4 separate regions of the Mus musculus genome follow, and all the other regions are linked to region 2. The links are chromatin loops, found by intact Hi-C in ENCODE. Cell type or tissue: gastrocnemius. All regions are shown on one strand.

Region 1 (8,000 bases), 190 kb before region 2:
TTTTTTTTTTTTCTTTTTTCTCTTTCCTTTATTCTAAATGGATCCGGCTGTTGTGAATCTCTTTTTTGGAAACTTCACTTTGATTTCATCATTCAAACTGTGGGTTTGGAGCTACTCAGAGCTTTCTGAGAGTTTGGCACAGCTCCTGCCTCAGGATTCAGGCCGCTTACCCAGGCAGCCCAGCCTCTTAGCAGCGGAGGCCATTTCACAAACCCACTACTCCCCCCAGCCAGCCAGCTAATGAGCAAAGACAGGACAGCACTCCTGCGAGCTGCCGCTGCTTCTTGAACCTCTTGTCTTTCAACAGGAAGCAGGGCCATTGTGCCGTGGAGGACAGCACATCACGCATCAGGCTTTGGGGATGAAACATACATTGTGCCGCGTACTGCAGATAGGAAGAATAATGCATTCATTTGCAGAGCACACGTTCATTTAGTTCCTTTTATGTGCCCAGCTCTGTTAGACTCTGACCACAAAGAGACATTACCTGCCCTTGAGAAGTTCACAGTCTAGTTAGGGACATGGCACATTAGTAGACATGTCATGGTGCTGGCTAATACTTGAGATGATTGAGTGCGTAAACGTCATAGTGATTTTGGAAATACAGATGGGTTTCGTCGTAGAGACATCCAGGTCCCCCTCTTCCCTCCCTTTCTCCTTCCTTCCCTCCCTCCATCCTTTTTCTCTCCTGGATGTGATTTTACTTATATGGATTCAACATCCTCTGCACTGGAAAATAACACAAGTTTAGACCTTGATTGGTGGATTTTCATTTTTACAGCTTGTAAAGTTGCTAAGCTAATACCTATGCCTTAACTTCTAGTTGAGTAATTTTAAAATGTCCTTAGAGAGATGAAGTGGTTACAGCTATCCCAATGTCTGTGATTTCTTCCAATTTCTTTTTAAAAAATACTTATTTATTTTATGTATATGAATACACTGTAGCTGTCTTCAGACACACCAGAAGAGGGCATCAGATCTCATTACAGATGGTTGTGAGTCTCCATGTGGATGCTGGGAATTGAATTCAGGACCTCTGGAAGAGCAGTCAGTGCTCTTAACCACTGAGCCATCTCTCCAGCCCTTCTTCCAACTTATCTGCCCCATCCACTACCCTTTCTCTCCATGGTTGCTCATGGACCAGACTATCACTGTAGTCTCTTGGAGGTTAACATGAAGCTTGACCCTAATGTTAGAGCCAGGCCCCTCCTGCTTTGAAGGCCTGGCTTGCCTTCAGATCTAAACTGCAGGGGAAATCACCCAAATTCTATTTCTGTTCAGCAATGCACTTGTTGTTGCTATTTTAATTAAGAATATAAGTATTCCTGTAGGCCGGGGATGACTGGGGGACCTGTTTTGTGATGACTTAGCCTGCCCTGTCTGGCCTCACTTCCACAGACGTATTGTCTGTAGCCACAAGTTGAGTAATTTGCTGCAGGCAGCTCAGGAGATGTGGATGGCCGGAGGAAGGTGGCTCTAACTCTTGTGTTGGAACATGGTTGAGTGGTACCACGGAGAGGCTAGGGTCTTGGTGCAGGCTTACCTCAGCAGAATCTTGAAGAATCAGAGGTGTCAGACAGGACATGGTGCTGTTGAGGCCAAGAGTCTTCTGCAGTGGCCATGACAAGGGTCAGTGCAGAGGACGAGATGTGGTGGTAGGGACATTACTCACGTGTCTTCGTCTTCTCATATCCTACAGACATGGCTTCCTGAAACCAGGGAATGATGGTCAGGGCTTTGGGTGGCAGGTAACAGGTTTTTGAAGAAATCACATACATGCCCATATATGCATGTATATTTGATACTTATGTATGCATGTATCTGTACCTACTGGTTATCCATTCTAAATTATACAATCTGGTGGCATGAAGGACACGAGGCTGCCCTTAAAGACTTACAGTTTAGTGTAGGACCCAGCACATTCTGAGCTAATTTATGGTACGGTTCAACACATAAGCTGTGCAGGTAACATTCTTCCCCATACCTGAAATGTTCTCATCATTCCGAACAGAAAAGCTGCACTCATTAAACAGTGAGATCCCAGCTCCTTCCTCCAGCCCCTGGACACCTCTCTTCTGCTTTTTGTGAAATTTTCTATTGTAGTGATTATGCAACATGTATTTGCGTGTGTGTGTGTCTGATTTATTTCATTTGGTATAATGATTTTGAGTTTCATCTATATTACATGAATCAGAATGTCCTCGCTGTACAGAGATGAATAACATTATCGATAGAATTTTTACTTTTTTTCTGGAAGCACTGGGTTGCTGGGCAGAGTTTTCTATGGGGAACCACAGAGGGGCACCTGCTGCATAGGATGCCCTCTGTCTCTTCACGGGGGCATGGGGACAAGGTGGATCCCTCAAGAGTTGTGGAAAGGATGTTATCATACCTGGCGCTGTCTCTCCTCATCTTCCCCGCCTCCTTTGAAGCCACTCAGGTAATTTCTGTGTTCTGTGTGTCTGCCACTGAACACCAAGCCTGCTGTTTCTTGGGCCTTTGGCTAGTATGGACTATATGTGAGCCTTCTGGGATTGCAGGCTCTTTTTGTCTCTCCTCTGCACCAGCCCCCTGAGGGTGGGTGGTGGCTGAGGCCTCAGAGGATGCTGGACTGGGGGAAAAAGGAGATCAGGTTTCTCCCGCCCCTGCTGCTGCCTGCCAGGCTGCCTCACCCCTTTGGCCCCCCTGGCAAGTTTCATCTATGAAGCTGGGGTTGAAGGAGACAGAACAAGCCCCAGGGGTGCCAATAACAGGGTTATAATCCAGCGGGATGAGACTGAGCTCTCTGGAGCCTCATAGCGTTTTTCCAGGCCCGGCCACTTTATTACCGTAGTGCTGAGTGATGGGGCTCAGGGGAGCTGTGGCTCCAGAAGCCGCACCCGCCACGCTCGCGGCTCCCGATTGATCAAGCTGCAATTGGGCAGAGCGAATTCATGCAGCTTCCTGCCATCCTCTGTTCTGTTCCCGGCTCCTCTCCCCTCCTCCTCAGGCTTCCCCTTTGGGCAGCGGGGATTTGGTCCCCATGGCTCTAGGGTGTGTATGCGTGCGTGTGCGCGGTGCACAGCCTGGGACCTCGGGCAGCAGGCTGGTCCTTTCTAAGCCTCCACTGGCTTTTCAGAGCAGATGGGTGTTGGACTAGTCGTATTCTGTCGCTTTGACTGCTTTACGGATTTTTTGGGTTAAGATAGGGTTTTACACATCAGGGTGCCTTTGAACTACGTGTGTAGCCAACAATGACCTTGTGTCATCTCCTGAATGTTTGCCTTCACTTACCAAGTGACATAAGACAACACACACACACACACACACACACACACACACACACACACACACACACACACAGAGAGAGAGAGAGAGAGAGAGAGAGAGAGAGAGAGAGAGAGAGAGAGACGCCTGCTTCAGAGTCAATTGCACTTTGCAGAATTTGGGTGAACAGAGGCTACGGTAACATGCAAATCTCCACCAGAGGGCACCCCCTTTTCCTTTCTGGAGAAAGATTTGTCCCGGGCCTGGTGAGTAAGGGACCTACTCCCTCTAAAGCTGTGCTTCTGGGGAAATCAAATGCCAAAAAGTGGCTCAGTAAAAGGGTTCAGCCCACCCAGTGACAGATGGGATAGTGCAGGCCTGTAGAGAACCCAGAGCCATATCTAGCTTTGCTCTAAGGAACTCACAGAAAGCTGTCAGGAGTCTGTGTGCTCTGCAAGCTCCCTGGGGGAAGGACATTTCACAGATGAGGAAGTTTACCAGGCTAGGGGGTTTTATAGGCTCAATATTGGTCCAAGTCACTCTCAAGAGCAGTTGTCAATGATTTACTTTCTTCCCAAGCAGATGAAAATACTAACTAAAGGACACAAGGCCTGGCATTAAGCAGCCACAAAGATAAACAGTGATTTCCTTAACAAGACCCACTCCCGCACCCCATATACCATCGTGAATACTTTCTGTCTGGTCCTATAAGAAAGCCCTCCTGCTGTCTACCTCATACAGCAGGTGTGATGAAGCAGGCTCTGGCAGTCCCTGCTCCTACTTCTCAGGGTAGGTAGGGGCTAGGCACTGTTCCCTGGGGCCCTGTGAGTTGTATGCATAAGCTTGGTCTGAATTGTCTGAGCCAGGAGACTTCAAGGCAAGATCCTTAGCAGTTCTCCCAGGAGAGGTGGGGAGATGTAGGGAATGATGGAGTGAGGGGAAGAGGGGGAGGCAAGAGCCTGCACATCGCTGACCCTCAGAGATGGCCCTGTCCTCTTCCCACGGCATTGATGGGTGAGAGGATCACCCTGAGATGAAAGTCTTAAAAGTCATTTGACACAGATTGCTTCTCCCACGCAGTGTTCAGACATTCATGTGGGGCTGACAAGATGGCCCAGTTGGTAAAGGAAGCAGCTCTCAAGTCTGACAGCCTAAAGTTGATCCTTGGAAACCACGTGTCGGAAGAAGAGAAGTGGCTTGCTTGGGTTGTCTCTGATCTCTATGTGTGCACACAGCACCCACCCCTGCCCTCTCCTTTTCCCCCTCTCTACCATCCAAATAAGTAAATACACATAAAAAAATATCATGCCTACATTTAAACCAGGCAGAGCGAGTGGTACATTCCAGAACTTAGAAGGTAGAGAGAGATAGGAGAATCCGCAGCTAAAGGCTAGCCTTGGCTACACAACGAGTTTGAAGGAACCTCAGCTATATGACCCCTTGTCCTAAAAGAATCAACCAGTCAACCGTCAGTCAGAACTTATCACCAGACCTCCCAAGGAAAGATCAGACTGCTCAAACAAATAATCACTTTTCAGATAGACAAGGTCAAAATGAAAAATTTATAGTGTACAAAGAAATAGCTTCTGCATGGCTGATGTGAGAAGCATAATCGGCCAACGCCTGCACCTCAGGTGTGTGTTTTCTGCTTCTTACTAATAACATATTGGATGTTTTCTTTCTTCTTGGTAACTTGGGCCTGATACTTTGTTCTTTAATTGTAGTGTGCGTGTGCGTGTGCGTGTGGTGCGTGTGTGTGTGTGTGTGTGTGTGTGTGTGAGTGTGCCACAGGACTTCTATGGAGGTCAGAGATAGCAGAGGGAGTTTCTTCTTTTCCTTCCGCTGTGTAGGTCCTGGGAGTCGAGCTCAGTTTGTCGGGCTCACTGGCTTTATTTTGTTCTCTTCCTCCCTTTTTCAGTTAGATAAGTACTTTCCCTGTGCTTCTTTCTGTACTCTACAAACCCACTCATTTCCAGATTGCTTTAGTTGTGCGTCGAATGCTGCATATTATATTCATAATCTTTTGTGGTTACTATATCTTTTTTTTGCCAAAAATTTTATTGTTGTGAAATAAACCTAATATAAAATTTATCCTTTGACTCCTTTTAGATGCACAGCTCAGTGGCATGTACGCTCGATGCTCCGAGCTACTGCTACTGTCTGTTCCATGTTTCTTCCTCTTGTAAAAAACACAACTTTTTCCACTAAGCAGTGACTCTCCATTTCTCGTCTCTCTTTGATCTCGGCAATCACCGTTCTATGTACTTTAGGGAGAATTATTTTTTTAAGTTTCATTTATTGGTGTGTGTGTGTGTGTGGGGGGTTTCATGGTGCACATGTGTGTTCCTGGGCTTGTACTCGGGTTGCCAAAGTTACAAAGCAAATAGTGTTGCCTGATGCTGATCTTACAGGGCCCTACTCACTGTCTTCAAGTACTTCACACAGAAGCAGAATCTTAGCATGTTGATCTCTGTAAAGTGCCTTATAGAACTTGGCACATGTCCTCAGTGTTCAGGATGCTGCATTTGCTGTCAGGCTTTTTTTTTTTTTCTCCCTGAGGGGCTAGAAATACATCCAAGGGCCTTGTGCATGCTCTGTAAGCACACTACTGGAGTTGTACTCCACTCCACAAACCCTTAAAGGTTCCTCCCTCCTTCCCCCTCCCTCCCTGTTTTAGTCAGGGTTTCTACTCCTGCACAAACATCATGACCAAGAAGCAAGTTGGGGAGGAAAGGGTTTATTCAGTTTACACTTCCACATTGCTGTTCATCACCAAAGGAAGTCAGGACTGGAACTCAAGCAGGTCAGGAAGCAGGAGCTGATGCAGAGGCCATGGAGGGGTGCTACTTACTGGCTTGATTATACCCCTGGCTTGCTCAGCTTGCTTTTTTTTTTTTTTTTAGAACTCAAGACTACCAGCCCAGAGATGGCACCACCCACAATGGGCCCTCCCCACCTCTATCACTAATTGAGAAAATGCTGGATCTCATGGAGGCATTTCCTCAAGGGAGGCTCCTTTCTCTGTGATAAGACCAGCTTGTGTCAAGTTGCCACACAAAACCAGCCAATAAACTTCCTTTCCTTTTTACACAAATTCTTACTCTGTAGTCCTGGTTGACCTGGGACTCACTGTTTAGATTAGGCTGGTCTTGAATTTAGAGATCTGTCTGCCTCTGCACCCTGAGTGATGGGACTAAGGGTGCCCCATCATGCCAGGCTGTTTTCTTTCTCTTTAAAAATCTGTGTAACAGTCTGCCACGTGATTTCATTGGCTTATCTATTCTGCTGATGGGTATTTGGGGGCTCTCTTGTTTTATCTATTTCAGATAGTGTGGAGGTGAACATCGGAGCATAGATGTCTCTCAAGAGCCTATCTTAAATTCTTTTGAGAACACAGGATTGTTGGATCTCACTGTTACCTGAATTCTAACTTTTCCAGGAATTTCTGCCCGTTCCCACTATGACTAGACCACTTCACAGTCTCTTCAGTAGGGGATTTCGTTCAAGATGTAAAATACAGTCTCAATATAATTAAAAGGGTAGATAGCCCACAGAGCATACTCTATCACCACGACAGCATGAACTTAGAAGTCAATCATTAGAGGAAAATGGGAAATTTCACAGATTTGTATACGTTTAAGCATGATCTGGAGCAACCAGTGGCTCAAAGAAGAAATCACAGGGGATTTGAAAAATATCTAGAGATAAATGGAGATGAAAACAGACATACTAAAGCTTATGGGATATCACAAATGCAACGCTAAAGAGAAATTTCCAGGAACAGACACCTACATCCAATCATAAGATAGAGGGACTGGGGATGAGGCTCAGTGGATTGCTTGCCTGCCATCAAAGAGGCTCTGGGTTCAGTCCCCAACATCACGTAGACTAGCTATCCTGTTGCAGCTCTGTAATCCTGGTACTTGAGAGGCAGCGGCAGGAGGATCAGAAACTCAAGGCCATCCTTGGCTACATAGTGAGTTCAAGGCTAACCTGGGCTACCTGAGACTGTGTCTTAAGAAGAGAAATACAGAGAGCTCTTAAACCAACAACTTAACTTTCAACTCCAGGAACTAGAAAAGGAACAAACAAACCCCCAGCGGAACAGAGGAAGGAAATGGTACCAATCAGAGTAGAGAGGTCAGAGAGCAGGAAACAGCAAAGAGCATCCCCGAGACGAAGGCCAGATCTCGGAAATAAAATACCACCGACAAAACCTTCACTCAGGGCTTCTCAGCCTTCCTCATGCTGTGGCGACTCCTAACCACAAGATTATTTTTGTTGCTACTTCATAACTGTAATTTTGCTAGTTATAAATCATAATGTAAATATCTGTGTTTTCTGAGGGTCTTAGGTGACCCTTGTGAGAGGGTTGACTCCCAAAGGGGTCTTGACCCACAAGCTGATAATTATTGCTTTAACTAGATGAGAGAAAGAGAGAGTCAAATTACTAAAAATCAGAAATAGAAGCAGATAGACCAGGCATGGTGGCACATGCCTTTATTCCCAGTACTTGGGAGGCAGAGGCAGGCGGATCTCTGAGTTCCAGGTCTACAGGGTGAGTTCCAGGGCAGCCAGAACTATGTAGAGATCCTGTCACAGAAAAAGACAAAATGGAAGGAAGGAAGGAAGGAAGGAAGGAAGGAAGGAAGGACGGAAGGAGAGAGGGAGGGAGGGAGGGAGGGAGGGAGGGAGGGAGGGAGGGGAGAGGGAGGGGAAAGGGAGGGAGGAAGGAAGGAAGGAAGGAAGGAAGG
Region 2 (8,000 bases):
CAGCCTAGCTGCTGTGTAGTTCCTCACCCGTTGGCAGGAGGCACTTTGCCTGCATTAGCCCGTGCCCTGACCCATGGCGAGAGCAAGGAATGGTGGCACACATGTAACAGGCAGAGCATACATTAGTCAGGCGCTGCTTTGTAAAAAACCACACCTGCAGTAGCTTAGAACAAATAAATATGACCTCATAGATTGCTCGGGGAGGGAATACAAGTGAGGTAGACCTGGCATCTCTGAGTCAGGGTCTCTTGGGCACTCCAGTCAAGGTATCCAGAGAGCTGTGATCTTCCCAAGGCTCTACTCGGGGAACATTGCTCCTTTCTGAGTGAGCTTCTCACCAGAGCTGCTAGTGATACGGCAATGGATTCACTCATATAGGCAAACCACCATGGACAAAGAGCATCCAAGATGGAAGCTGTACCGTTTTTATAATCTTATATCCCAAGTGACATCCTGTCCCTTCGCCATATTCTACTCCTCAGAAATGAGTCAGGGAGTGGACATGTTGCTCAGGGTTAGAGCTCTTGTCTGGCCTGTGTGAATCCCTGGGACAACAGGAGGGGAGGGAGCAGGAGTCAGTTGGTCCATCTGCACTCAGGGGAGGGTTGGGATAACACAGTGAGAGTCTGTAGGGTAGAAGTAGTCACTGGGAGTCATCTTAGGTCTGCCTAAGGGCTGGGCAGCTGAAGCTTGGGAACTGAAGTGACCTGTCCAGGGTCACATAACAATTAGAGAGAGTATCAGAACTAGAACAGGAGGCTGTTCGGGTGCCTCTGAATCTACTACACTGCCTTTGACCTCAGATAATAACAGGTTCTGAGCTAAGTTAATAGACAAGTCTCCAGCACATCGGAACTCAAGATGAGTGCTTAATGAATGGATTTGCTAACAGTGCTGCCTGTTTGCACGCATTAGCTCAAATTTCTCCTCATGTCTCCATGGGGACTGCCAAGCCCAGGCCCTTAGGAGCAGCTGTTCTGCCAAGCACAGAGCCCAGGGTCCCAAAGAGCTGCAGAGTGGCCCCTCTATACAAATAACTATTTAGATTTGCATTTTATGTTTTGCTCCCAATTTAACCTTTTTCTCCCCAGTGAAGAAAACATTTCTCTGGCTCCTCCCATTCCAGGGTAACTCAAGGTTAGGAGCATCCTTGGGTCTTTCCTTAGGGGCTTTGGAGTGGGCAGGGACTCACTGATTGACTTCAGACAGAGTTCTTGTTTTTCAGGCCCCAGGGATGGCACAGGCGGCCTTCCAACCCTGCCAAGGCTTCTGCTGAAGTCTCAGAGCCTCCCAGCCTCGCCTCGGTGCTTAGCACCCCCAGAGGGCTACTGACTGCTCTGGTCCAGCTATGGCACCACAACCTCAGCCCTGAGTGAAGCTGTGACCACAAGGTCTCACAGCCTGGCCACAGGGCTACTTCCAAAAGCAGGGACTTTTCACCCAGCTCCTTCAGGTCCCCACTCCTTTTTCTGCTTCACAACTGCACCATCATGGGACTCTGACCTATGGATTAACTGCCAGGTCCCAATCCACTTTCCTCCAGCCTGAATCCCTAGGACTTCATTATGCTACGGACTCCGTAACACTGACATAAAGTGCTGCAGAGCATGGGGTAGTCTGGGGCCTCTGTTGTAGCTCCTGGGTATACAATGCCCCTGATTATAGAACTCAGCTTTCTAGGAGCATAGTATTTTCCTCTAAGGAACTCAGGAGCCTTACCCCAGTGTCCTCAAAGTCTAGGCAGAGCTAAAGAGTCCTGAGGCCTCAGCATCTGAGGGAACTTTGGCCCAGAGAGGGGTAGTTCCCTTAAAGGTCACACAGCAATGTAATAGTTAGCTTGTGACATAAAACAGAACATGAGGTTCACCTGAGCACCCAGCTCTAAAGGCCTTGAGTGTGGGCACTGCCTCTTCACCCCCTATTCCATGCCTACTGCTTCTCACCCAGCTTCCGCCGACTCCTAGCTCCTCAGCTCCGTTTTTCTTGCTAATTAGAGGTCTCAGCAATGACTCTGCTGTCCCAGCCATTTTAGAGCCGTCATTAATTTCAAGTGCCTTCAGAAATAACCATCATCGTAAAACCCTATGAGCTGCTGGGATGCAAGCAGGCAGGACCAGCAGACACAGACACGGAGGCAGGCTTGTGTGTGCCACCCTCTCCAGTCTGTGCCTCAGGGGATCCCTGTTCCTGCTAGGGCCCTGCCTGCCTGCTGAAACCTCAGCCCCAAGGGTGAGAGAGCAACAGAGCTGGGACGGCACAGTGAACACTCACAACCGAAGCCCCGCCTGGCCTCTCTCAAGCAGGATAACGTGGGCAATGCAGCAATCCATCCAAGCATCGACTCTCTCGTTGATATGACAGGATCTACAAGCTCAATCCTTCTTTGTTTCATTGCTTTTATTTTATTTCATTTTGAGACAGATGTCTTGGGGACTTGCAGCAACCCCACCCCCACACCCCACTGCCTCAGTTTCCTGGACTCTGGGAACACAGGTGTGAGCCACCACAGCTGGCGGCTGTGCCAGTCATGAGAGGAAGGAAAGCAGAGCTCAGAGCCCTTGCAGGCTGGTTGATGTGTTTTAGAAGGCAGTCCTCTCCTCCGCCTGCCCTGGAAAGCTTACTCCAGCCCCTGCTCTGTGGCCTGAATTCAGGCTACAGAAGACTGGTTCCTTGAAACCATTGGCTCCTACTTTGTTAGCTCTTTCCTAGTTGTACATGGGAGACCAGGATGTCCTCCGTGCCCATTCGCTCTTGGGAGCTCCTAGTGGATGGACAGAGAACAACACAGGGGCCTTGCTTAAGGCCATTAAGTCTGGGGAGGGAGGCAGGCACAGAAGAGATGGATATTCATTTGTTCTTGAAACACAATTACTACCTAGGAGGTAGACCAACAAAAGCCTGGAGGTGTCCGTGAACATCCCTTGGCTGTAGTTCTGTTTCTAGCAAAGTCCCCAAACTAGACCATCCTGATGCTTCACAGGCGGCCCTAGGACCTGTGAGAGCACTGGTGAGGGCCACCCCACCAGTCATCTGGCTAAGGAAAGGATCCAGTGTTAGCCTCCTCCCTTCGTGGTCAGAATGATAAGGTCAGGGACCAGGCCCCAGCAGAGCCCTTACAAAGGCTTCTTCGGGTATAGTGCCCTACCCGTCCCAAGTCTCCCTTTCCCATTGCTTCCTCTGGTGGAATAAGATGGAGAATCTGAGAGGGGTCATTTCTTCAGGATACATAGAGAAAGAACAATTGCTGGACTACCACACAATGGAGGAGTAAGGCTTCAAGGTAGCAGTGATGTCTCCTCCATCGTCCCAGGACACCGAGAGAAGATGGGTAGATGGGCACCGCAAGATCCCAGCCTAGCACACCAGCTTCCTCATCTAGCAGCTGGAGACTGAGGGTGGGGGCGATGGACTCTCCCCCATTTCCCCGACCAGATCACTGAGGCAGGGAGCAGGTGAGTCGGGGGCGGAGATCTGCGGTGGCCGCGCCTTGCCTGCGTCAGTCGCCGCACCAGGAATAGCCCCCGCCCCCGCCCCCGCCCCCGCCCCGCATCGGGTCTGGCAGAGCCTTTACGCAGGAGCTAGGGAGCGTCTATTCCTGTCGGGCTGTGGGAGGAGGCGGCGAGGGAGGGCGGGAGCTCACCAGTAACTCACAAACAGCCGGGGTGGGGGAGCTGGGGAGACTGGGAAGGGGGTGCAAGGATCACGGAATCGGGGGACCCAAGAGCCGCCTGCGCTAGGCTCTGGAAGGGAGGAGACTCGTGTGGCCGCCCCACCTCCCCTCCTACCAGTAAGTCCCTCTGCCAAGCCTGCCTCCCACTGGTTTACTCAGCCCTGGAAAGCCATTCAAATTCCCTTTCCACGGTTTACAAGCTGTGTGACCGTGGCCAAGTCACGTAACCTTTCCGAGCCTGGGGTTCCTGCTCTTTATTTTCAGGGGAGTAGTAGTGCCTCTTCCTGAGGTTGTTGGAAGAAGAATGTAAGATGCAAGGAGCATCACTGACACCTGCAGGGAAAGGGCTCTAGGTAGGCCTGAGATATGGACATAGACAGAAGGCAGGAATGTCCCAAGCAGTGGTGTGCCAGTGAGGCTGAGAGGTATCCAAGATCGGTTTCGCTGGAACAGGTTTGTGCAACTCTTTGGACTATGTGTGTAAGGCTGGTCTGTGGAAATCAAGACAGTGCTGGGGGTGGGAACTTGAAGCTGGCCTCTCCAAGCCAGCCAGGTATCTCCGAAATGTCAGTCTGGTTCCTTGGAAGGAGAACGAGGTACTGGGAACGGGATCCTTGCCCACCCCAGAAAGACAGGCCTTGCGCTGGTCTCTTCCTGCCCTGCTCAGCTTCCTTCTTTGCCTGCCTACAAACTATCGGGAGTGCTGAGGTGCTAATGGGGAGAAGGGAACTCTGCCTTGTGGTGTCTTCATTGATGGTTATTCTAATCAATCTGGCATGGTTTTAAGGGGCATCTGGCTTCAAGCAGATGGAAAGAGGTGCAGTAGATAGATGAGGTCCCAACGGGTTGCCTGCCTACACCGCAGCCCTTGCCAGGCCACCCTGCCAGGCTAGTCTCTGATCTGTGGCCCAAGAAGAGTTTGGGTCTCTATGTAAAGGTCTTGTTCTGTGGAGCCATCTGAAGATGTGGTACCCACCAAACTCAGTATTTATTTTAGGGAGTTAGATGGTAAATAGCTAAGCCCAGACCGAGGATCTATACTGCCCTCTGCTGGTCACTTGGTAGAGTGCCACCGTCCGGAGCCTGGCAGATAGGCCTGCTGCCCTCTGCTGGACAGGAAACCCGACGGGGAGGGGACTGGGATGCTAAAGCAGATTCTAGACCTGGCCTCCCGGTAGACCCACTTAGCCAGCTCGGCTTCCACATCCCCTTCCTGTGCTTCCCGGCGGCCGGCCTCACCCTAAGATCCCTAGGAAGCAATGGTGGTGGTGGTGTGGTGTGGTGTGGTGTATGTGTGTGTGTGTGTGTGTGTGTGTGGTGGGGGGTGTCCTGGACATTTCGAGAGGAGGGGTCAAGACCTGACCCTCCTCAAGCTGTCCTCTAAACAACCGTGATCAGGTTGGGGGGTGTGGGGGCTGTCTGTCCACGTGCGTGTGTCGGTCCACACGGCAGTGTGCAGTGACCCCAGTTAACACGTGTGAACACACGCGCTCACATGCACACGCATGTGGCCAGAGACAATCAAACGCGAATGGGTGCACGCACTCTGGGAAGACCGCGGGCTGGGCTGGCTTAAGACTTGCTGGAGCCTGGGACCCAGAGGGGCGCTGCGTGGTGCAGGGCGGGAGCGCGGGGGCGCCGGCCCGGGAGCGTTCTTCGTCTGCGCCCCGCTGCCACTCTCGCTGCGCCCTGGGCGCTGGGCAGCTGCTGGGGCGCTCCTCCATCTTCGTCCGGTTCTCTGAAAGAAGGACCCCCACCCAGGTTTTGCGGCCGCGCCTTCTCTCTCCTCCCCCGCCCGGCTCCAGAGCTCGCTCACTAGCTCCCTCCCTCCCTCCCTCTGTCCCTCCTCCCTCCCTGGCTCGCTGCTCGCTCCTCTCGCTCCCTCCCCACGCCGCGGCAGAGCGCGGAGCCCGAGCGGGAGCCGGCGCGGGAGCCGGAGCGGGCGGCAGCTCAGGAGGCGGCCGGACCTGGACCCGTCCCGGTCCCGGAGCGCGCGGAGTCCCCACCCGCGCCGCTCGGGCCCCTCTCCCGACGCGGGGCTCAGAGCAGCATGCGCGGCAGCTGCCCACCGGTCCCAGCCCTGGCCCCGGCCCCGCTGCAGAGAACGCCCGGCCTCGACCCCGGCCCCAGCGGTAGAGGCGGTGGCGGCCGCTCCCGGCCGGCCCAAGGGACAGAGCCAGGCTCCGGGAGCCCGCAACACTCGTCCTGAGAGCCCCGGCTCCTCAGCCCGCTACGGCCAGGGCCTCGGCCTCCGCCCCCGACTCCCGAGCTCCTGCCCTAGAGTCGACTGGGCTCCCGCCCGCGTGGGACAGACAGACGGACAGCCAGCCCTGCGAGGGCGCGCGGACCGGGCGGAGGTGTTGTAGGAGGAGACCGAGGAGGGGGGCTGGGCTGGGGCTGGGGCCGCGCCGGCAAGAGAGACATGCGATTGGTGACCAAGCCGAGCGGACGGACAGCGCGCCCGAGATGCAGGTGAGCCCCTCCGTCTTGGCCGAGCCCGAGTCGGCAGCCCTGCGGCGAGCTGGGAGCTGGAAGCTGCTGTCGGCCCAGGCTTCACCCTCATGGGGCTATGTAGGGCACCTTGTACCGCCCAGACCCCCTTTGGGGTCGCAGGCCTGACCCTCAAGTTTCAAATGATTTTCCCATTTCCGTTCCGCTGGTCCTAACAGATCCCTGGTTGGCAAGCTGGGACCCGTGGTCAAGGAGAGATCCCTACCATTCCTTTCCATTCCTGCCCTGGTGCCCCCTAAATCATCCTCCCATTCTGGGCAGTGGTCACCCAAGAGGATATGTTCTCTCAGCTCTGGGTGAGTCCCTTTCGGTGGACCAGAGACCACTCCCCAGCCCTGGCTAATACCCTTAAGCTTGAGGACACAGCTAGCAAACAGTTTCTCCCCAGGCTCTAGGATTGCCCCTCTCTCCACAGGAACCTTGTCAGCCTCTTTCTGGCTCCTTTCTCGCTCCGCCTGGATGAAAGGGAGGTGGAGGGCGGAAGAAAAGGGAGGGGGGAGTCCAGTTGAGGAAGACCCAGGAACCTTCGGGGCTCCCCTTTGTCTTCGTTCAGCCGGGCTTCTCACCTCCTCCTGCCCCACTTTTCATTCCTAGGGAAATGGGTGGGAAGTGGGAGCCTGCTGAGAAGGGGGGAGGTGAGGAAGGAGCCTCCTGTGTGTGTCCCCCCAAACGCACCCTATTCGGGTGGGTTTTGGGCTTCCTGCCCTCTAAGACACCCAGATGTTTCTTTCTGGGCGGGTCCCACTTTGAGAAGGGGAGGGGCCAGGCAGGTAGGCAGTCCCCTGGGTCTCTTATTGCTGGGGTCCCTGACCAGCCCCTGACCAGCTCTTGTTGTGGCGGCACCTCCCCTTTGTTCTCAAATGCCCTGTGGTGGGTGGTGTGGCGACTGGGGCACATGGAAGATGGGAACAGCTATGCCCTGGTGGGTGGGAGTGCAAGAGGCCTGCGGTGGGGGCAAGACCATCTGGGCCAGCCCCTTTCTGCCAGCCCAGCCTTTCCTCAGTCTTTGGCTGGGCTTGGACAGCCAGAGGGCGCCCAGCTCTCCTGGTTCCGGGCTCTGGGCTCAGCCCTGATGGCCATTATGCCAACGACTTTAGCACAGGCATCGGTGCCAGGGGAGTTCGAGGGCACCAAGCCGGCAGAGAGCCTGGGGTTTCCCTGACCTCACAGACTACTAGTGAGGGGCGGGGGATGTTCCACTGCTCCTGGCCTTTTGTCCTTGTGTGGGCCAAGAGGGGTGCAGAGTCCTCAGCCACTGGAAGGATGTTGGCACCTGGTTTGCTGGGAGGCGAGACAGGGGTGGGGGGTGATAGAAAGGAGAAGCAAAGAGAGCATCAGAGCCACACTGAAGGTGCCAGGGAAAAGGCACGTGGTCTCAGAAGGCCCGAGGGCAACACCCAATTGCCTCAGTCAAAGAAGGGCAGGACCCCCACACCTGGTACAGCTCTTGGCTCTGTACCCCTTCCCCATCCCTAGCTGAAGTGTGTATGAGATGGCCTTGGGTAGGGCTCCATCAAGACCCTGATGCTCCCTAGACCTGGAGCAAGTGAGGGTTAGGAAGCAGCTTTTACCAGATGGGTGTGTGCCTCACGCTGAGTTTTGATGCTTTGTGAGTGGAGGGATCCTGCAAGACTGAGAAGAATGTAGAGAGCTGTCTATCTGTCACGATCCTCTTTGATCCTCGGGTGTCATCTTTCTTTTCCATCTGTCTCTAAACATTCATTCCTTACACTAGATAATTGTTTGTTTGGTTTTTTTTATTTTTGAACCCAAAATTCTAGAGGACCAATGCCCTCTTCCTCCCAGAATGAGCTGTTGC
Region 3 (8,000 bases), 76 kb before region 2:
GTGTGTGTGTGTGTGTTACATCCAACTCTCGGTGTCTTTCTCTATCACTCTCTATTGTTTCAGACAGGCCCTCTCACTGACTTGGAGTTCGCCATCTTGTCCAGTCTGGCTGACCAGGAGTTCCCTGGCATCCACCTGTCTCTGTGACCACTCCTAGTGCTGGAGTAACAGTCATGTGCCACCACACCCACATGGGTGCAGGCAATCCAAACTTGGGTCCTCACGCTTCTGCAGTGATCACTTTACCCGTTAAGCTGTGTCGCCACAGATTTAGTAATACTCACACCCATTGTATGCCGATTTGTATTTGTGAGGACTCCCAAGCACACTTGTGACACAAAGATAGGCAGTCTGTAGTAGAGAACAGAGAAAAATGGAGACATCAGAGCATGGGCTCACGAAGTAGGATGTTGGCTCCAGTTCTTGGTGGCCAGAGTGAAACTGGGAAACGGGAGTTGTGAGTTTGTGCTGCCTGCAGCAGAAGAGCAGCAGAGTGACCCTAAGGACAGGCTTCCTAGGATGGAGGACCCCTGGGGACAGTAACCTGACGGGTGACTGCCAGGCCCTGCTCTCCTGACCACCCTGACAGCTGGACCTGTGGAGTCAAAGATGGAGGGACAGGACCCTGGAGTCCTTGGTTGGAGCTGGGCAGAGGCTTAAGTGGTGCTTTGCCATCTAGTCATTGGCACTCGGCCCTGGGGAGGCAGGGTACGGTGCGCAGGCACCCTCTGGGTTCTGGCTTGCTCTAGGGAGGAGGAAGTTCTTTCTGCATAGGGCATTCTGCTGCCCCAGGCAGAGACCATCTGGCCAGAGGTGTGGATGGGCCTCAGCTCCCAGTTCCCTTGCCTCTGACTCTGTCTTGCCTACCTAGCTGGGTTTGGCCATCTGTAGCTTGGACCCAAGCCAGTGTTCCTCCTTCCCACTCTTCATCAAGAACCTCTGCATTCACAACCTGGGTCTGGCCTCCAGGCTCACACCAGAGCTGGCTCAGCCCTCTCTGTGCCCCTTCCAGCTCCACAGGTGCTCAGAGGCTGGGTGAGCCAGTTTTACTGCCCTACTGGTACTGAGTCCCTCAAAGGTTAGTGGATCTCCACACTTCTGTCCAGTGTCACCTGGGCTCTCTCTCTCTCTCTCTCTCTCTCTCTCTCTCTCTCTCTCTCTCTCTCTCTCTCTTTCTGTGTGTGTGTATTAAAGCTTTTTGAGGAAAGAGAGGCAAAGAGGATGGACCATCAGTATCATAGTGGGTGGGCTCCCAGTATTAGGAATGCCTTCCACACACTTCACACTTGGCCAAGCCCAGACCTCACAACAGCCCTGCAAAGTAGGACAGCAATGGCATAGCGACAGTAATAACAGAAGCTTCCAAGCTCCTGCTGTGTGCCAGGTGCTGTTCTGAGCATCTCACAGATATTTATTGGTTTAATCCTCACCACACCCCATGAGCTGCTATTACAGAAGCACAGAGAGGTTAAGTAACGTACCTGAAGTTAAACCATCTGTACGGGGCAGACTAAGGGATTAATCAAATAGTTTGGACTCAGTGAAAAGGTACAGGGCCCACTTCTTATGATGTCCTGGTCGTTTTTGTAACTGACTTATCTCCTGTAGCTCAGGAGAAGCACAGTACCACCAAGGTCCCTCCATTGTGCTGTATAACATGATTTTCTTCCTTTTTGAAAGATGAATACTATTCCACCCTATGGGCACACCCTGCTGCCTCTCTGCTCGACAGCTAATACACTGCTCTCTCGTCTTGGCCACTGAGGAACAGTGCTGAAGAAACTGGGTGGCAAATGTCTCCGACACATCCTCTCTTAGTTCTCTGGGATATCTAACCAGAGGTGGATTGCTGGTTCTTTAGATAACTCTATCCTACATTTTTGAAGGCACACCCCCTCTGCTACTCCCCAGCTGCCTGTACTGATTTATATCCTACTAACAATGTGTAAAATTTGAATTTCACCACGTCCTTGCCAGCTCTTGGCTAGTATGCGCCTCTTCTATCACTACTATTTTTTGGGACAGAGTTCCTCTGTGGAGTTCTGGTTGCCTTGGAATTTGCATTGTAGACCAGACTGGCCTGGAACTCACAGAGATCCACCTGCCTCTGCCTCTTGAGTGCTGGGATTAAAGGTGTGTGCCACCATGTCCAGTGGGTCCTTCACTACTTAAAAAGATGCTATTTGTTATTATATGTGCGTGCCTGTGTGTGTGCGTGCCTGTGCGTGCCTGTGCGTGCCTGTGTGTGTGTGTGTGTGTGTGTGTGTAGTCATGGGCACACGTTGAATGGTGCTTGTGTTGTGGTCAGAGGACAACTCTGTAGAATCAATGCCCTCTGTTCCCTTTCATGTAATCCCCAGGGTGGGACTCAGCTTGCCAGGCTAGCAAAACAAGAACCTTCTGGGTCACCTGGCTAGCCTGTCACCACTTCCTTTGTTTCTTTGGGTTTATTTGTTTGATTTCAGAATGAGAAGTCCTCATGTGGCATAGGCTGGCCTTGAACTTGCCATGTTGTGGAAGATGGACTGAACTGATCCTCCTGCTTCCCACGATTGTGCTCACAGCTGTGGCCAGCCACACCCCCAACAACCACCTCACAAACCCCATCTGGCTCTTTTCTTCCTTCTTTGAGTAGCAGCTTTAGTGTCATGAGCAGCTTATGACCAAATCCAACCCATAAACCTCGTTCTGCTGTCTTCTGGGAGTTCTGTCATTGCTGGCTGGGTGTTTAGGGTTTTTTTTTTTTTAAGCCATTTTCAGTGACTGAAAGGGCTTGCTCATTCTTTTATACAATGTCTGAAAGCATCTCAGTCCCTTCCTGAGGACAGGCCATGTCACTTCCTCCTTCCCAGACTAGACAGTGCTCACAGCCCACCAGGATGGTATGGGCAATGCAAATATCTACTGCCATGGGTGTGGTCAGGATCTCTATGACAAAGAAAAGGCCTCAGGAGTTTTTATGCAAGACCAGCAACCCAGAATCAGCTGGACATTTGGAATTAATGCTTCAGTGAGCACTTTTGGGCTCTGGCTGAAGTCACTTGTCAGTGAAGAGTCCCACATGTACCATTGAGAGATGGCTAGCTTTCCTCTTGGTGCTCAGCCAAGTCTTGAAAACCAAAGTGAAGTTTGTAGTTAGAAGAATAGTCTGAGCTGGGCAGTAGTGGCACACACCTTTAATCTCAACACTCGGGTGGCAGAGGTAGGCAGTTCTCTATGAGTTCTAGGCCAGCTTGGTCTATAGAGGAGTTTCAGGATAACCAGAGTTACAAAGGGAAACCCTGTCTCAGAAAGAAGGAAGAGGAGGAAGAAGAGGAGGAAGAGGGGATGGAGGTGGTACTGAGGCTCAAAGTCTCAGGGTGGGGTTGGGGCAGATAGATGACCACTGGCATTCCCTAGCTGTGATGTGCTGGGCCTGCTGGGTTTGATACTCTGGGACCATTTTCCATGATCAGGAATTTTTTAAGCCAGCTGTTCAACACAGAAGTCCACACTGCTTTGGATCCTGGATTCCACAGCTCTGGCAGGCACAGGTTTGTCTCTGCTGGGGCAACCTGAGAATCGGGTGCTGAGGCTACCTGAGAATCGGGGTTCACAGGCTGTGCCTATCACTTTCTGTGTGACCAGGGCAGGTCTATCCTCGCCATGGGCTTCAGTTTCCCTATCTGTAAAATGAGCATCATTCTCTTATAATTTGGGAAGTGTAGGGTTAAACATGATGGTGTACTTAGATCTGTGCTAGGAGAAAGATGGGGAACCTGGCACCCCCAAAGTGTACAAGCTTCTGTTCTGCCTGGGTTCTGTGACAGGAGCTGCTGGAGTTCACTGGGCCTCTGGATGGGCCACACTTAAGTCAGCTCTGGACATTCTGGAGCGGCCCAAAGTCACAAGGATGTGGTTGCGCATTGATCCCTTTGCCATGATAGTCCATATAATCAGGGTGGTCTGTAGGAAGGCCCCTAAGAGACCTGGCCCCCAGCTGGACTCTGCAGGAATGGACCACAGTGGATCATCCACTATCAACCTAACATCTGCCAATCAGGAGACTGTGGCATCTCGGAGGCCTGCTAGTTGCACTGTGGTAGGAGACAAAAGTTCACTCACAGGACAGTCACTTTGTCAAATGGGGTTCTGGTTAAAGGGAGAACTTGGGAAAATCTCTTCGTAGTTAGGGATGCCCACCCTCAGGGACAGTATGCGCTTGCCTCATTGGGTTTACAGTGGCCTATGCTGACCTCATCTCTTCTTTATAACTGAAGAAGCTGAGTGCAGAAGGAAGGCACCCTTAGGCTAATCCTGGACTCTGATTTTCCCATCAAAATTACAGGGACCAGACAGACACATTTGAGGAAATGTTCTGGATATGAATTATGCCTTCTGCTAAGGAGGCTGGAGGATGAGTGGAGCAGAGAAGGCCAGGTTCATTGGCTAGCCTCTTGCTCACTTCTGCCACCTGCCTGTCCTCCCTGAATCAAGCCTCTTACACTCCAGACTTCCCAAAGGATACCCCTTTGGTGGGGGGGGCTCAGCAGAGAGACAGCAGCCACGTGTGTGCCCAAGGGTGTTGTCAGAGTTGAATGTCTGTGGAAGCTAGTGGCACTGAGCAAGCACCTGGTGACTGGACAAGAGGACAGGGCCTCCCCTCCCCTCTCTGCTCCTGTTCAGGGCATCGAGTGGGAGAAACCCTGGACAGCTGGGTTTTGTGCCCACTATATATAGCCCGGCTCAGACACGCACAGCGGCTATTTCTGTGTTCCTCCTCCTACTGAGGCAGGGGGAGGGGAGAGAAAGTAGTCCATCTAAAAATATAACCGGGAAAAATATCACAGCGCTGAGCCGCACCCGAGATCTGTCTCCTTCTCTCGCCTCCGCCCCCGCGCCCTTACTTACCTCACTTCTGCCTTGAGGGTGCCATCAGGCTGTGGCTCCTCCTTACCCTGTCGCAGCCTCCTGGTGCCCAGGGGGTGGGGCTGGAGCTGGAAACACTGAAGTCTAGGCTTCTATAGGGAGCCACAGGTTCTGACACTAGTCTTTTCTGGTCCCTTAGGATGCACAGAGACACAGTCTGCTGGCTGTGGCCTCAGAGGGCAGGGGTCAGGACTCTGCCCTAAGCCTCAGTTCCAACATAGGGATGAAAAGTGAGCCTTATACCAGATAAATGAGGATGAGGGTGTAGCAACGGGCCAAGCACAGTAAAGTATACTGGACCCAGCCCCCGTGTCATGCTACCCTGGTATTCCCCATCTTCATCCTGCTCACGGAATTCTGCCCTCCCTGGGAACATCTCCATGACAGGGCAAGTCAGCAAAGCCCAAGTCTGTCCTCTAGTGCCCAGAAGTGCAGTGCCCACTGTGACTTTCAGTAGACATCAACAGTTGTTAGGGAGTCACAGTTGCCCAGAAAGGTAGGAGAGTGAGGTTACCTGAGCTGCCTCAGGCTGCACCCTGCTGTGTGGCAGTATTGGGTCTCTAACCTCCTCAGGGAGGCTCAGAGAGGGAAACAATGTCTCCTGGATCACACAGCTGAAGTGGAAGGTCAAGAAAACAGGCTGCATCCCCTCCCCCATAAACCCCAAGCCCCCAGTGGGCAGGCATGGGGCACCTCACCTCATCTGTGGTTTTCCCTTCTCCGGATGTGGGAGCCTCTGTTGGGTCTGGGAAAGCTCCCCCAGAGAACACCCCTCCTCCTGTAATCACAGCATTGCTGTCCTGGGAGGCTGCACTGAGCCTCGTGTACCCTGCAGTATTGAGTGCCTTTGAGTGTAGGCTGGAACTCTGTGAGTTTTAGGCCAGCCTAGTCTACATAGTAAATTCCAGGCCAGCCATGGATACATATTGAGATTATAACAAAAACAAAAACAAAAAACAGTAACAACAAAACATTTTTAAAAAATATTTATTTATTTATCTTATGTATATGAGTATACTGTCACTGTCTTTAGACACACCAAAAGAGGGCACCAGATTCCATGACAGATGGTTGTGAGTCACCATGTGGTTGCCCGGAATTGAACTTAGAACCTCTGGAAGAGTAGTCAGTGCTCTTAACCGCTGAGCCGTCTCTCCAGCCCCAGCAAAACAATTTTTATAACATTTAAAAAATCAGATGTCACCCAGGTAATATGTGTTACCTGCTTTGCTACTCAAATGACTACAAGGTAGGAGGTAGCATTCTAAGAGATTTGGTGACTGGTCCTCGGCCACACAGCTGGTAAGTGGCCAACTAAAGATTTGCTCATGGGCCACCAAGCTACAAAGCCAATGATTTGTTATCTTTTCTCTACTAGGCAGGGTATTGCTCTGCCTTCTGTACACCCAGATAGTTGCCCTGAGTGGGCTTGGAGCATACTTTTGTTCCTGGGCCAGTTGACAGCGGAGTGCAGCAGGGTTCATTGTGGCTGTGTGGAGCTAAGGCTGTGCTTGAGGTGGCTGTGCCATGGAGAGTGAGCTGTCTTCTCTGGCCAACGCTGAGCTTTGCGGAGGCATTAACAAGCCATTTAGAAAGCGCTGACAACACACTTTGCAGCCTCCTATTTAAGACGTACTAAAAAATAAGCACCTTTTCAGGGAGGAAGCTGCAGCTCAGCGGGTGAAATATGGTCATGGTGTCACCTGCAAACCTGTTACCCTGAGGCTGGGGGCAGTGGCAGTGGGATCAGAGAGCACCCAGCCTCATCCTTCCCGGGTGGCCTTGGAAGGTGACAGGTGCTTGGTGAGATGAGGGAATCCTCAGCTTCTGTCAGGGGACACGGAGGGAGGTCTGCAGCTTTGGGGGGATTTTGTGGTCGTGGGAGGCAGAGGAAATGAACAGGCTGTAGGCTGTTCATTTACCAAATGGAGAAGCCAAGACCCAGCAGTGAAAATCCAAACTTCCGACTGTCCTAAAAGCAGCCCCAAGCCTGGCCCGAGTCCAAGGGGCCATGGTACAGAAGCCACTCCGGTGTTTGCCTCCTATTCTTAATTCCAGTCCAGACATTCCTGGGACCAGGATAGGCCTGGGTTTAGAACAAGCCAACAACCGGGTGAACAACAGGGAGTGAGCAGAAATACAATCAAACTATCAAAGAAGAAATATTAAACACAAATAACATCATCATCAACAACAAAAGCAACAAAACGAAATTGTCCCCAGCTCTGCACAGAGCTTACAGTTTCATGATCTCAGGGCAAATAAAGTCTGGGCAGAGTTGCAAGGATGTGTCTGCTATCCAGTGGGTGTGGAGGCTTCCCAAGTAGCCAACCCTGACTGAGCCTACAGGGTGAATGTGTGCTGAGGGTAGCAGGTGGTGGCTGAACAAATGTCACAGAGGGGCTAGCATGTGCAAAGGCCCTATGGTAGAAGCTTCTGTGAGACTCTGTAAGGCCAGCATCACTGAGGCAGAGCTCTGTGGGAAGCATGACCCCCCCCCCCCCAAAGGGGGTCGGACTTCCAGGAAGCCCATGAAGGGAGCTAACTGGCCTGGGGAGGGCTGCACACTTGGGTGTGACTGTGGGCAGACTTCTGCTTGTTAGGTGGGGAAATGGATTCAAGTCAAGATTGGCCCTGGGAGGGAGGTAGCTGGGGGTGAGTGTGAGCGTGCAGCAGGACTGGAGGCTTGAACCCACTGGCTTCCTCTGTTCTTAGCATTCTCTCCCTGGCCACAGAGGCAATTCCCTTTGCTGAGGGGTGTGTTCTTCCTTCGCCATGTTGGGAGGCCAGTCAAGGCCAGCATGCAGATCATAGCAGGGAGCTCTTCCTTCAAGGCAGCTGGAGACGCAGCTGGGGACAAGAGTACGAGGTGGAGCAGGTCACTCTGTGTCATCTCTGTGATGTCTAACCCAGGGAGGAGCCATTGCCCAGAGGGGAAGGGGGAGAGAAGAAAATAGCAGGCTTTCCTTAATTATGACTGATTGTGACAGCTTGCATCTTTAGTCTGAAAAGTATCTATGGGATAAGGACTGCTTTTCTCAATCGGGATAATTATGTTAATTAAAATGCTTTCTTTATAGCAGTTCTGATTA
Region 4 (8,000 bases), 88 kb before region 2:
ACCAAGCAAGCATGGAGCTGTGTCTTGAAAGGTGCACAGGGTTTAACGAGGTCTACACAGAGAGCACGTGGGCCTTGGGTGCTAAGTAGATTGTGGATCTGGTCTCTTTCTGCTGGCCGAGAACACCAGATGAGGGACCCCATTTAGTAGCATGCTCCCCATAACATCCTTGCTCCTTTCCGGCCTGGTAGTCTCATTGTCCTTTGGCTCTCACTAGAAGGACACTTTCTACGGAAGGCCTTCCTTGATCGCTGCCATACCCTGGGGGCTCCCTGGCCTTTCCCGTAAAGCTCTTTCCAATATGTTCTCTACCTGTATGACCACTGACAGATGATTGCCTCTGTCACCAGGCTTTATAAGGTTCTTTAGGTCAGGAGACTCAGGGTTTGGTGGTCTCAGCCTCCAGCCTAGTGCTTGGCACAGAGTAGATGCTCACTAAACAGCTATGTGAAACTGAGTAGGACACCAAGCAAAAAGAGGTAGGACTGAGAGCTGCCCAGTGAGGTGTGCACGGTGCCCGGGTGCAGTGAGCCAGGCTCCTTTGTGTCATTAGGCAGCTCTTTAAAGAGCTGTTTGCAGGAACAAAAGCCACACAGCTGCCAGAACCCCAGTGGGTGGTTGGCCTGCTGAAGAGCAATGGACTGAGCCAACTTGTCACACACACACCCCAGGCAGGCTGGTGACCCTGGGGAGTGGAGCCAGCCATGAGCTGGGGGCTGTGGGAAGCAGGACCATTGGTGGGCCCAGTCCTGACCTCACCAAAATTATGTTTCAAACCTGCAAGAGAAAGGGGATATTTTTAACCTTGTTCCATGAAGGCATCCCAGGGGAGCAGGGAGGGAAAGGAGGCAGAAGCCAGGTTGGGGGAGGGGCCTAGAGCAGGGCTGGGGGCTTTCAGAGAGCCCCTGAGAACAGTGTTTCCCCCTTTGTCCCCAACCCTGTTAAATTTTTTAAAAGCTCCAAACAGCAAGAGGGACAGTGGAGTTCATTATATCGAGTTATCTCCTCCGTTTCAGGCGAAGATCAATCTTATGAGTCTTGCAGCTCCAAGGGGGAAGGGAAGAGAAGGAAAATGGGAGGCGAAGGAAAAAAACTCCCTGGACCAATTTCCGCTGGCTAACACGATTACCCGGCTGCCTGGCAGCAGCGCCAGCTGTTGGCAGGCATGCTGGCCCCCTGCCAGCCTCTCTCAGCTGCTGGCTGCCCCAGGGCTCCCTCCCGAGTGGGGTGGGTTGGCAGGTGTGAAAGCCCCACGTGCCCCTTGGTTGGGGCTGCTGAGCGTGGCATCCCAGAGATGCTGCAAGCCCCACTGGTACCTGTCAGTCCCCCACTGTCACAGAACAGCCTGTGCTCGGGGTCCTGCCCTGATGAGGGTGCCTTCCTGCTTCCCACGGGAGACTTTTCCTTCAGAGAGTTAAGTCGCTGATAGCTGGCTCCACTAATTTATTTATTCACTCAACAAACAAGTTTCTGAGGATTCACTTGGCAGCACACAGTTCACACAGAAGTTCAGAGGCGAACAAGGTATCTGTGGTCTGCATTGAGAAAGAGACAGACAAGGGACAGGGACACACATACCCAAGCAGGGCAAGGACAGGTGCAATATAAATGCTGTGAAGGTGTGAAGGTGAGTGGTTAGTATGCCCAGGCACTATACTTGCGGGCTGAGGGGAGGGAGGAGCTTTGCACCAGGAGTAAGATGTCTACAGCCTGAGGCTAGCCCACCTAACAATGGCCAGAGGCCACAGTGATTGGAAGGGGGTTCTGAGAGTGGGGCAAGCCCTGAAGGCGTTATGATGGGTTGCTGATACAGGCAGCCGCAGCATGTCCTGAGTCTGCCGTGGGCTTTGAATTGTTGTCCATAAGAGTTGCCCAATTCCAGCAGGGTGAGAGCAGAGTGGGACAGAGTGGGAGCTGAGTCCTCAGGGACTGGATGTGTTTTAGGAACAATGTCAGTGGCTGGTGATGGTTTGGGTGTGGGTGTGGGGTAAAGAGGAGTCAAGATGGAGGGAGATGTACTTTAGGGTTAAAAATGAAGTTCTGTGTTGGACGGGGCTTCTAGGAGGGCAATGACAAATCGGCTTCTAGTTCTGTAGCTGTGCTCAGGAGACCGGGGCTAGCACGAGGGAGCCAGAGGCAACTGTGTCAAAATCCCAGACCCGAGAAAACCAACCAAGGAGTGAGGGGTCAGGAGAGGGAAGAGGGCCTGTGAACACTGACCTCTGATGTTTGGAGTGAGAGTGACCAGAGGAGAGTAGTCCTGGGAGGCCAGAGATAAGTGTCTACATGTGGGAGAAGCCATCAGCTCATCGGATACCGTCCAAATCTTGCGGACCAGGGCATAGAGCATGACCATTGGTCTGACCAAACGGCTTTCTGAACATCTGTTATGATCATCTTGTGGAGTGGAGGGGATCGGAGCCTGGCTCCCGAGAGCGCTTCGATATACTAGTCAGGACGGCACTGAAGACAGAAAGAGCTGAGAGCTGAGCATCTTTTCCCTCCCTCCCTCCCTCCCTCCCTCCCTCCCTCCCTCCCTCCCTCCCTTCCTCCCTCCCTCTTTTCCTCCAGCTAACACTTCCTGCCATGATACTGTGCTAGACTGGACCTTGGGCTTAATCTCTCTGATTCTTAGGCTTTTGATTTTTTTTTTTCTTTCTGCAAAAAGGAGATGTCACCTCAGATGCCACTAGATCTCAGTGACTAAGACTCTCCCTGTGTAGCCAGGGCTGTTCTGGAACTCACTGTATAGACCAGGCTGGCCTTGAACTCACAGAGATCTACCTGCCTCTTCCTCCCAAGTGCTGGGATTAAAGACGTGAACCTGGCTGGAACTAATCTTGAGTAAAAGCTGTCATGGGGAATTAAATAACATGTCAGCCAAAATACGTGTTTGGAGGGCATTTGGCAACAATTAGAAAAATCTGGAGTGGGTATATGCTTTGACCTACTCTTAGGGAATGTGCCTAATGAAGTGCATTACACAAGGAAGCAGAATTCCCACCACCCAGTAGGTAATGTTTGAAACAGAGTTGGAACCCTCCAGGCAAACTTCTTTGGGGCTCCTAGTCATCTGGAGAGGGTGTGCCCCCTTGTGGAGGAGCACAGTATAGCTCGTATGGCACTTCCAGGCTCCAGACTCTGGGTGCTCTCTAACTAGGAGCCCTTGGGCAGCTCACCATTCAACACCCCGGTATCCTCAAGAGCAGTGGTTCTCAATCTTCTTAATGCTGCAACCCTTTAATACAGTTCCTTATGTTGCAGTGACTCTCAACCATAAAATTACTTTCATTGCTACTTCATAACTGTAATTTTGCTACTGTTAAGAATCATAATGTAAATATCTGATATTCACATGTCTGGTATGCAACCTCCAAAGGGCTTGCAGTGTACAGGTTGAGAACCCACTGCTCCAGAGAATGATGGGCTGAGTGTCCCCATGTCAATGAGGACCAGTGGGGTTAACACATGGCTCTCTTGGCCTGCCATCTGGTGTACACGTAGGCACTCAGTGAGCACAAGCAACAGTTGGTACTCTGTGAGGACATTTGTGGAAGAACACAGGATCCGGTGCACCCTGTGTAGACCCTGCATATGCACCTCTCTACAGGTTCACGTGGACCCCAGAGGGCACTCAGTACCTCTGAGAAGTGGCCTGGAACAGGAATTTGTCTATTGTACTTAAATAATAAAACAATACTATGCAGTGATAGAAATTTAGATTTTTGTTGTTGTTGTTTGAAGCAGGATTTCTTTCTCTGTGTAGCTTTGGATGTCTTGGAACTCACTCTGTAGACCAGGCTGGCCTCGAACTCAGATCTGCCTGTCTCTGCCTCCTGAGTGCTGGGATTAAAGGTGTGCATCACCTGTGTTTGGAAATTTAAATTTTTACCTCCTCTTGGAAGTCTTCTAGGACTGCACCAGCCCAGAGCTCTCAACTGTCAAATCTGTGTTTGGAAAGCAACCCCATCTCACCCCCATGGCTGCTATGAGCGTGTGTGTGTGTGTGTGTGTGTGTGTGTGTGTGTGTGTGCACCCTCAGGCTATGAACTTCTTGAGATCAGACTATATATTTTGCAGGTTAGATAAAGGTTCAAATCCAAAAGTTTTCAAAATAGGACCCTGAATGGCAGTACCATTTCCCAGGGGGTCCTGCTTGAAATGCAGTCTCAAGCCCACCCAGGACCCATTGCTCAGAAACTGAGGGTGGCAGTAAGCTGTGTTTGCCCCCTGGTGATGGATGTACCTGCTGGTAACTACTGATTGAGGGATAAAGGGCCATCCCAGAGTCACAGGGTGAGCCAGTGACATAGGTGAATTGGGCTGGGTCAGGGTACCAGGCATATGTGGGTCTTGATTCTCCATTCTTCTCAGTTCTCCTGGGCCCTGCTGGACCATGGCCCACATCTGGCCTTGCAAGTGACTGTGAGGCCCAGCCCTTTGTGTCCAGCCACCAGACAACTGTTCTTGCTCCTGTGTATAGTCAGGGTGGGGTATTAGGGTACAGTGGGATGCGGTGGTCTGCTTCACATATCTCAGAGCACATGCGGAGCCTGGGCTGGCCAAAGCAAGCCCTAGATCTCAGTCACCAGCTGCTCTGACCTGACTCTGGTTTCACTCTGTGAAACAGGCTGGGCATCTTTGGGCAGCCTCTCCTGCCCCTGGGGCAGAGGAAGTCTAGACTGAGCAGAGGCTTGGATGAGGCTGACTACAGGACACGTCTGTCTGGATGTCTGCTCACCTCCTCCCTGCTGTTTCTCTGCAGGAGTCCTGCTGGCGAGCTGTGAGCCTGGAGTGAGGCCCCAGAGAGGTGAGCAGTGTGGTTCCTTTCCTTCTTCCATCTCCTGGAGGCTGCCTTTGCTTCTGCAGCCGTGTGGGTCTGCTAAGGGTTTCCTGAATTAATGGACAAGGCTTAGGGATCAGCATGGGGGCAAGAAGGTGTCTCATAGTCTACTAAGGCCAAGGTTATGGGCATTCAGGGCCCTTCGGAGCAGTCAGGGCACCAGCCAGTAGTGAGGCTTACCTACGCATTTCAGGAGAGCAAAGCTGTGGGCCCCTAGGTGAGGTAAATCAGGTGAGGAAGTTGGGGCTGGGGGTTACTTGGTAAGTCAGACACTGGGTTTCTAGGGTGTCTTGTGCTGAGATCACCCTGAGGACCCCGTTCTTCCCATGAGCACTGCTGGCCTGGGGTGAGGCACAGCCTCCAGATTCAGGGCAGACACTTTGCGGGGGGCCTCTGTCCTGATGCCCAAGACACTCCTGCAGACTTGGGGATTTTAATTTCCTATCATCGCCTGAATGTGGCTGCTGAGTCAGCTTCACCTCCACAAACTAAACCAGCAGGAGAGACTATGGAGTATGGCACTGGTGCAGTGAGCCTCCCCCGAGCCTGGCAGGGGGGTGAGTGAGGTCATGAGCTGAGGGTCAGGTTCACTCCTCTCTGTGTGGTACCCTTTCCTTCATTTTCTGATAGGTCAAAGGGCGCTTCTGAAAATTAATCCTTCTGGACATTACTTTGTGTAGAGAAGACGGTGCACACAGTTGGTGCTCAATAAACGGTAAAGCGCACACACCAGGTGCTAAGCAACAGAGGTGTGAGAAGAGAGGGAGGACCTGAGGGTCAGGGGAAGCTCAGCACTCCATAGCTGAGCCCTCTGCCAGGGCCTATTGCTCCAGAGCAGAGAGTTGCCCTGTAGCAACATCCCAGGCTGCCTACCTGGAGGAGGGGCAGTAATTGCTCCTGATTTGCATGCTCAATCACCTCTTTTTAAGTCTTCAAGAAACCTTTCCAGACTTTAATTAGCTCGTTCGTCTTAGCAACAGCAGTCTTGGGAAGGAGCAGTTTGTTCCCTTCTTAGAGCTGGGGGAGCCAAGACTGGGAAGGGATGGAACCCAGTAGTGAAATAGACTGTGGTCTGGGTCCCCACTCCTAGACCCATGGTGTGTGTGGGAGTTGGACTATCACATCCTAAAGAAAGTGTGTGGGACCAGGAGGCCACAGTCAGCCAGCACTTCTGACCTTCATGGATGTGACCTGCTCGTCTCTCCTCTGCGTTTGGACCCTGCCAGACATCCAGCTGCAGCGTGCCTCCTCAGATAGGCCATCTTGCAATCACTGCCTTTGGTGTCCCTTCCTAGGGTGGCAGCACAGCCTCAGCCCTGCTTAGCTGGGTGTGAGCTCAAGCTATCGGCACTCGTCCCAGGTGGGGCTGATGGTGGTCACTATGGGGAGGAATAGAAATGGGCAGGGTGGTGATCTGGGGAGCCCGCAGATGTGTGGGATTCAGAAGTGTGGATGTTGTGTGGGTCCAGGGAGCAGGGGAGAGATGGCCTCAAGTCTACAGGGCTGTCAGCATTGCTGGATATGCTTCTGAGCAATTAGTGGGCCGGCCCTGGGAGACCTCTACGATAGAGAAGACTGCCTGTTGGACAGCGCCCAAGTGAGCATGTGTGTGAGCATGTGTGTGAGCATGGGCTGAGGAAGGCCTGGGAAGAGGTGCTGAGAAAATCCAGGAGTGCTCCCATTAGCATCAGCTAGGGCAGTGGAGAAGGGTGGGGCATGTGGGGGCATGGCTTCCTTTGCAGTCAAGGCTGGGCATGAGTTGTACCAGCCTTGGACAGTGCTCTGCCTTGAGCAAAGCCATACAGATTCCACAGGTGGACACCTGTCTGTGGGAACCAGTGTTTGGTATAGGCAGCTGAGGCCAGGAGGCTTAGAGAAAGGGCGTTTGGCAGGTGGGGTTGCTGGCACTCCTGACCGTATCCTTGCTGCATGGCTCTTCTGGCCCGACTCTGTGTGGGACTGAGCTACTGGCCGAGGTAGAGTACATTCCTGCTCCAACAGGAACAGAGCAGCGGAGGAGTTGTCGGGCCAGTGCTAGCAACATTTTTAGCTTTGAAAGCTTATTCTGCGTCTGCTTCAAATGTGGCTTTCCGTTTTTATTTTCACCTCAGTTCCCCTGTCCCAGCAGGGAGACCCCATTGTCCTTTCCTGCCTGGCCTTCAGTCTCAGGCTTTTCCAAGGTCCAGGGGGGTGGAGGAGCATCCTACACAGCCCAGAGGGAGCACTTGGGCTCTGGGCCTGGCTTCATACTGTCACTTGGAAGCTGTGTGACCTGGGGTGTATTTCCCAGCGTTTCTGTGCATCAAGGCCAGTTCAGGGAGAAATGAGTGCTAGAGGAGTCCTCACACTGGGTCCTATGGTTTAGGAGGGGAGGGTGACAAGGCCTTCCTCTTGATGTCAGCTGTGGGGAAGCTTCCCGGAGCACTGCTGAGCAAGAGGGACACTGTGTGAGAGGACTACTTCTTTCAGAGACAGATGTCCTCAGCCAACAAGGCAGAGGTGACATAAAAGAGGTAGAGTCTGGAGACAAGATGAACAGACTCCCCTTCCTTGGTACAGAGAGGCATCCCCGGAGGGGATGGGGTGGGACTGAGAGACCTGACCCACGAAGGAGAGAGTTGGAGTCATTTGTTCTTCATGCGGTAGGGACTTCCCTTCACAGCGGAGGTCATATGGGAAAGGGGTTGACCTCAGAGGCAAAGAGCATTGAAGCCATGTAGGGCCTGTGCTTTAGGGCTCTGGGAACAAATGCACTTCTCACATCTGACTTTAGTTGTCCAAGATATGTTCCTGCATGGGTTTGGATGGACCTCTGTGTGTGTGTGTATGTGCATGTATTTGTGTGTGTGCATGTATTTGTGTATGTGTGTGCATGTATTTGTGTGTGTATATGTGTGTGTATGCATGTGTGTATGTGTGTGTATTTGCATGTATGTGTATGTGTGTGTATTTGTATGTGTATGTGTATATGTATGTGTATATGTATGTATGTGTATGTGTGTGTATGCATGTGTGTATGTGTGTGTATTTGTATGTGTATGTGTATATGTATGTGTATGTGTATATGTATGTATGTGTATGTGTGTGTGTATGCATGTGTGTATGTGTGTGTATGTGTGTATGTATGTATGTGTATGTATGTATGTGTATGTATGTA

Evidence for each region. A loop is a pair of places that touch in the nucleus more often than their neighbours do. Peaks named below come from ENCODE experiments on the same cell type or tissue, not always from the same donor. Only the 100,000 strongest peaks of a DNase experiment are listed, where the experiment ranks them.
Region 1: it touches region 2 in a loop (4-fold over the local background); 4 of 42 quality-filtered maps call a loop at or near these places.
Region 3: it touches region 2 in a loop (2.4-fold over the local background); 11 of 42 quality-filtered maps call a loop at or near these places.
Region 4: a loop joins it to region 2, with 2.8 times the contacts of the local background. A loop is called at or near these places in 11 of 42 quality-filtered maps.

What each region holds. Positions count from the first base shown.
Region 1 is chr9:56,820,592-56,828,591 of GRCm38, reverse strand. No RefSeq gene overlaps it. Among named protein-coding and RNA genes, the nearest start is that of Gm31586, 28 kb to the right of the region's middle. In gastrocnemius, a CTCF peak has its summit at 3,491 (motif pointing right); a DNase peak (open chromatin) is centred at 3,494; H3K4me3 peaks cover 511 bases.
Region 2 is chr9:56,633,217-56,641,216 of GRCm38, reverse strand. Lingo1 (leucine rich repeat and Ig domain containing 1) reads left to right here and starts at 5,569. Exons shown (of 2, transcript NM_001311076.1): 1 at 5,569-6,142. The coding sequence starts at 6,137. In gastrocnemius, CTCF peaks have their summits at 2,774, 4,746 (motif pointing left) and 7,205; DNase peaks (open chromatin) are centred at 5,982, 6,674, 7,169, 7,580 and 6 more places; H3K4me3 peaks cover 2,496 bases; H3K27ac peaks cover 668 bases.
Region 3 is chr9:56,709,632-56,717,631 of GRCm38, reverse strand. It overlaps a transcript of Lingo1 not described here. Among named protein-coding and RNA genes, the nearest start is that of Gm31642, 63 kb to the right of the region's middle. In gastrocnemius, CTCF peaks have their summits at 4,477 and 5,331; DNase peaks (open chromatin) are centred at 793 and 1,349; H3K4me3 peaks cover 540 bases; H3K27ac peaks cover 3,285 bases.
Region 4 is chr9:56,721,111-56,729,110 of GRCm38, reverse strand. It overlaps a transcript of Lingo1 not described here. Among named protein-coding and RNA genes, the nearest start is that of Gm31586, 72 kb to the left of the region's middle. In gastrocnemius, a CTCF peak has its summit at 3,097 (motif pointing left); DNase peaks (open chromatin) are centred at 1,190, 3,096, 3,488, 6,452 and 1 more place.